2 separate regions of the Mus musculus genome follow, and region 2 is linked to region 1. The links are chromatin contacts, found by POLR2A ChIA-PET in ENCODE. All regions are on one chromosome and are shown on one strand. Each heading gives the region's core, a stretch centred on a gene start or an enhancer-like site at or near the end of the contact. The rest is flanking DNA. Distances are from core to core; before and after follow the strand shown. Region 1 holds the start of Pgm2l1 (phosphoglucomutase 2-like 1). Region 2 holds the start of Lipt2 (lipoyl(octanoyl) transferase 2 (putative)).

The links. ChIA-PET counts read pairs that join two places held with the same protein, here RNA polymerase II (POLR2A).
Region 2: POLR2A ChIA-PET joins it to region 1 with 18 read pairs in embryonic stem cell. The contact joins the promoter of Lipt2 here to the promoter of Pgm2l1 in region 1. POLR2A ChIA-PET finds 5 or more read pairs at or near these places in 4 of 5 experiments (Patski and embryonic stem cell).

The regions. Positions count from the first base shown.
Region 1 is chr7:100,226,195-100,228,894 of GRCm38, forward strand. Pgm2l1 (phosphoglucomutase 2-like 1) reads left to right here and starts at 1,413. Exons shown (of 14, transcript NM_027629.3): 1 at 1,413-1,840. The coding sequence starts at 1,730. It overlaps Gm34877 (a long non-coding RNA gene), which reads right to left and starts at 1,211. Exons shown (of 3, transcript XR_869834.3): 1 at 936-1,211.
Region 2 is chr7:100,157,955-100,160,654 of GRCm38, forward strand. It overlaps Lipt2 (lipoyl(octanoyl) transferase 2 (putative)), which reads left to right and starts at 1,323. Exons shown (of 2, transcript NM_026010.2): 1 at 1,323-1,793; 2 at 2,220-2,700. The coding sequence starts at 1,328. The coding sequence ends at 2,449. It overlaps Gm51452 (a long non-coding RNA gene), which reads right to left and starts at 2,222. Exons shown (of 2, transcript XR_003946658.1): 1 at 2,141-2,222; 2 at 1-177.

The sequences.
Region 1 (2,700 bases), core at 163-2,662:
ATATCAGCTCCTAGCATAATTCTTGTTTTGTTGATTTTTAAGGCAAACACTGCAACCCCTTACAATGACATATATTATTTTTCAGAATCTCTCAATACAATTATTTTATGCTAGTAGTTTGGATTTTATTAGAACAAATGATGTCTTTAAAAAATAAAAGGAATACTTTGGATTTATTATGTCTTTTATCTTTGAGCCTCAAAACACTCTAAAACTATTTCTTCAATTACTGTACTGTCATGCTATAAATATTATATAATCCTTACAAGAGCAAAAGGCTGATGAGGAAGAGTTTTAATATACTTGGTCAAGTCACACCAAGAAGGTATTTGGCACAGTGTGGTGGTGCACACCTGGAATTCCAGCACTCAAGAGTTCAATTTCAGCCTGGCGTATATTATGTTCAAGGCTAGCCAAAGCCATAGAGGAGACCCTGTCTCAAAAACAGAGAAAGCAGAGTGGTCCATATACAAGACTTCAGTATTTCTCTGGCCTCAAGTAATGAGACCTGAAAGGCGCACATTTATAGAAGAAAGAAAGTGAAGGTGTTCATTTCTTTTTTCCTCTGTATTCCTACTTGTTCATGAATTTTATGATGTTTGTACATTCTTAAAATAGGGTTAAATGCTGACCCATCATCTGACAACCTTCTTATCTATTTTCCAGACATTATATTCTCTCTACCTCTATTCCGCGGCTACAACTGAACAAAAACAACTGCCAGCTGAGGTAACATAACAGACTGAAACCCGCATTCATTTCTCAGGAACGCTACTGCTCAGAAAATTCGGTTTGCCTTTCAGTTCCTTCTGTGTAAAGTGGGAAAGGAATATACATACAACCTACCACACAGGATGAATGAAATGACAAAAAACGACTCGTAAACTTTCAAGTACAAATAGATACCGTTGTTCCTTACGTCATTCCTTTTTTACCTTAAAGCAGGAGACCACCACTGCACAACATAAGTAAGAAGCGTCAGGGAACAGGTGGTGCTTTTTCTCTCCGAGGGAAGGGAAAGGCAACGGGTGTACAGAACTCGGGGAACCGGGGAAAACTACAACTCCCGTGAGGCGTCACGCGCGCCACTTTGGGCTCCCAAGCGAGACCAAGCCCTGAGGCGAAGAGGGTGGGGCCTGCGCGCGCCGGGGACTCTCCTAGTGAGTGCAGAGGCGGGCTGCTTGAGACGACGGGGACACCAGGTGGAGGCGCACGTGCGAGTGCGGGGCGGGTGATAAGGGAAAGACAGCTGAGGAACGGCATTAAAAAAACAAAGCCAGCTGTGCACTGTCGCCTCAGCGGACAGCAAACGCTGCAGCGGAGGTGCGGGGCGCGCGCTCCCGGGCTCGCGCCTCATGCCTCGGGCACTCGGACGGGCCGGGGCGGGCGGGGGCGGCGCGGGCGGCGCGGGGGCGGGGCCTAAGGCGGCGCGGGCGAAGGCGGCGACCCAGACATCTGGGACTGTTGTTGTTCTCTCGCCTCACGCCCGCCTCAGTCAGTTCGAGCTGAGATCCGGAGCTAGTCTGCTGGGAGGCGGCTGTCCTGTCTCCGCCCTCTCTCCGGGTTCGCTGGAGCTGCGGCAGGAGCTGGCGCGGACTGAACAGCTCGCGGTTGGTCTCCGATGCCCTTCGTCAAGGAGGGGGTTTCTGGACCCTGGTGAGCGCACCTAGAGCCCCCCTGACTCAGTGTCTTCGCCCGCCCCTCGGGCCCGCAAACCCGTGTGTCTACCATGGCTGAGAACGCAGATGATGACCTGAACTCTAACCTGCTCCACGCCCCCTACCTCACTGGGGACCCCCAGCTAGACACGGCCATCGGGCAGTGGCTGCGTTGGGACAAGGTGGGTACCTGGTCACCCCGGCATCTGTCCCCTCTTTCTGCTCACCCTCGCACAGTCCACCCTTTCCGGTACCCACCCAGGGCTCTGGAGGCTCCAGGGGAGATGGCTCCAGCCAGCGCAGGGCTAGTGGAGTTGGGCGATGCCTCTCACCTATGCAGGGGCTGCTTTCCCCGGCGGGCTGGGCTGGGCAGGGACGACTGCAGTCTCTTTCTTTTGTGGTAGGCTACACCGCAGTCCCGCTTCCTCCCTTGCTGCCCCTTCCCTTCCAGTGAGTATCATCTCTCATGGTCAAAATACTTCGTCCTCATTCTCATCGTTGTAAGTTATCCTCTGTGTACTATGCATCCATCACCTTTCCTCTTTCTCCTTTGACTTCCTTCTCTGCAGAACCAGAAAGTGGCTTCTGGTTCTTGAACGTTACTAACCACTCACTATGTTGCTCTGCTGTGTTTCCACCCTCTGTCACTAGGTAATCGCTGGCTAGGTATTCGCTAGTCTATTTCACTCTTATTTTCTGGTATCACCTTTTGCTATTAAATGTGACAAGGGTTCTCCTCTTATTTCATTCCTCTGCCGGCAGTTATTTATTGGAAGTATCCTGTTCAAAAAATTGTCATGGACATCTAGAATAGTCTAGTTGTACTGATAGAATTTGCACCATTCTCAAATCTTAAAAGGCAGATTCTGATCAGATATTTAGGAATTGCTTAGGAATTTCAGAATTGCTGATGCCATCGTTTCTTCTCTCTCCCTCCCCTTGTGCAGGTATATAGGGTGGGTTGGTGAAAGCTAGAATTAAAATGCATCCTTTTCACTTGTAAACGAGGCTCTTGGAGGCTTTTTCAGAGGGTGGGATGATA
Region 2 (2,700 bases), core at 73-2,572, 68 kb before region 1:
CTCAGTGTTACTGGAGCTATTAACAGTCAAAGTCCATCCCAGCACGTAGGAGGCAGAGGCAGGAGGATCTTCTGTGATGGAGGAGGGAGGGGAGAACCTGCATGGCAGAGGTGGAGGGGTTCAGAGAGTGAGAAAGTCCACAGTGCAACGATGTAGGCTCAGGCTTTAGGCCGATATCTGAAAAGGAAATAAAGAAAAGGGGAAAAAATTAGTGGTCAGTGCAGATCTGAGATTATGTCCCAGGTTAGAATACCACACCAGAGACACACAGTGTGGTTAGAAACAGGGGCTGGTTATTAAAAAAAGAAAAACACTCCCAAGAATGGGCGTGAGCTAGTGGGCTAAGTAAAAGCCTTGGGGACTGAGGGCTCAGGACCCTTTATAAGACTTTGATAAGACATCTACCTCTCCAAATTGTAGTTCTGGGGACTTTTCTGGCACATTCTCTGTTGTATAAAGCTCAGGTCAGGAAGGGTTTCTGGGCCAATTAATCACAATTAATCTTGATATTCTGGCTTCCCGTCCCCTGTCCTTCCCTCGGCTTCTGGGACTGGGTTGTATGATGACTCAAGCTGGAGCTCCCTTCAGAGATCAGGGCTTCATAATGGAAGCAACTCCTACAAAGGTAACGGTGCCTTCCCAGGAGTAGCTTGTTTTTGTGACCCATCTATGTAGGATGTCCCATTTGCTTTAATCTAGAATAATTCTAATGGGTCAGGCCAGACTCGGAGCATTCCTGGGGGATAGCTAAGGAAAGAATCTAATGCAACTATTTCTCTGCTCAACTACAGCTTCTGCCTAATCCTGTTTCTTTCAAGTCTTATATATCTTGAAGTACCTGCTACGTCCCACACCGATCCACAATAAACCTCTTTGCACACTAGTCTCCCTTTCAGTTTTCGAGGAACTCAACATATTACTGAATTCTGTTTTTCTTTCCATCATTGAGGAAAATACGTAATAAATAAATTAATTAAATTAAAAAAAAGAATTTACATGGTGAAACAGAAAGACAATTTCTGAATATTGTCAAAAAAAAAAACTTTAATATTAGCTTGTCAGCTGTGAACACCTAAGCTTCCAGGGTTGGATCTTCGTTTCTCAAATACTCTACACTGCACGGTCCAAGTTCCTGCAGAACACAGAACATACTAAAAAATGATTATTGGAATGAATGGGTGGTTAAGACCAATCCTGCCTGGACTTCGGGTCACACAGGTAGGCGGGAACTGAAGCTCCACTCGGGCTGAAGCTCAGGGGCGTGGCCCAGAGTCCCCGCCCCGAGACCCGCCAGAAGGCGTGGCCCACGCACGCCGCCTCCCGCGCGATGTCGCTGCCTGTGGTCCGGCTCGTTTGGCTTGGTCGGGTGCACTACTCGGAGCTGCTGGCGTTGCAGGAGCATTGGCTACGGCGGCTACAGGCAGACCCTCGCCCTGGGACCCTGTCGGGGACCAAAGCGGGTGTGCTCTTGGTCTGCGAGCCAGCGGGGCCCGTATACACGGGCGGGCTACGCGGTGGCCTGACACCCGAGGAGACTACGCGGCTGAGGGCCTTGGGCGCCGAGGTGCGCGCCACCGGCCGCGGCGGCCTGGCCACTTTCCACGGCCCGGGCCAGTTGCTCTGCCACCCGGTGCTTGACTTGCGGCTCCTAGGCCTGCGCCTGCGCACCCACGTGGCGGCGCTGGAGGCGTGCGCCGTGCGACTGTGCGAACTTCGGGGCCTGCAGGGCGCCCGCGCGCGGCCGCCGCCCTACACTGGCGTCTGGCTGGGGGAGCGCAAGATCTGCGCGATCGGTGAGCGCGCCGGGGCGGGACCGGGGCGGAGCCTGGGCAGGGCTAACATCGGGGAGCGCTGGGCTGGACATGAACTCTGGGCATGAGCCACTGACCTCCCTCATGGAGCTGAGACAAAAGAGTCCTCTAGTTCAGTATGAATTGCCAGGTTTCTTCCTGTGACTCATAACGGGAGACAGGATGCCAAAATTTAAAACTTCCAATGCAAACGCAATTCTTGTGTTAAACGAATCTCGAAAATAAGGGCAGCTGATGTGTAACCACAGCCCCCACCGCCATTGACTTAGCCCCCAGATCCAGTCAGTGTTCCATCCAAGTTTCAAGGGATTGTGCCCAGGCCTCCTTACCTTTCAGCCCCAGAGGGATCCTGAGGCTCCCAAAGAAGGGAAGTATAACTATGCTAAGATATTTTGGCTTGTCTTGCAGGAGTCCGCTGTGGAAGACACATCACGTCCCACGGCTTGGCTCTGAACTGTTCAACCGACCTCACATGGTTTGAGCACATTGTGCCTTGTGGACTGGTTGGAACTGGAGTCACTTCCCTGAGTGAGGCGCTTCAAAGACTTGTCACTGTGGATGAAGTAATGCCATCATTCCTTGTGGCATTCAAGGAGACTTTCAAGTGCACGTTAATCTCTGAGGACAGCCCCAGCTGAAGGACATTCATTCACCTTATCCTTGGGATGATGGTTCTACAATAGAAAGCTTCTAGTCTGACTGAGTCCCCAGAACTACTCTGATTCACTGACCATGACAGGCCCTGAGCAATTGCTAGTCTGACTGAGTCCCCAGAACTACTCTGATTCACTGACCATGACAGGCCCTGAGCAATTGCTCCCTGTATCTCCTCACCTACCTCAGACGACATTATGAAAATACTATGAAAAGTCACAGGCTACCTAAAGCA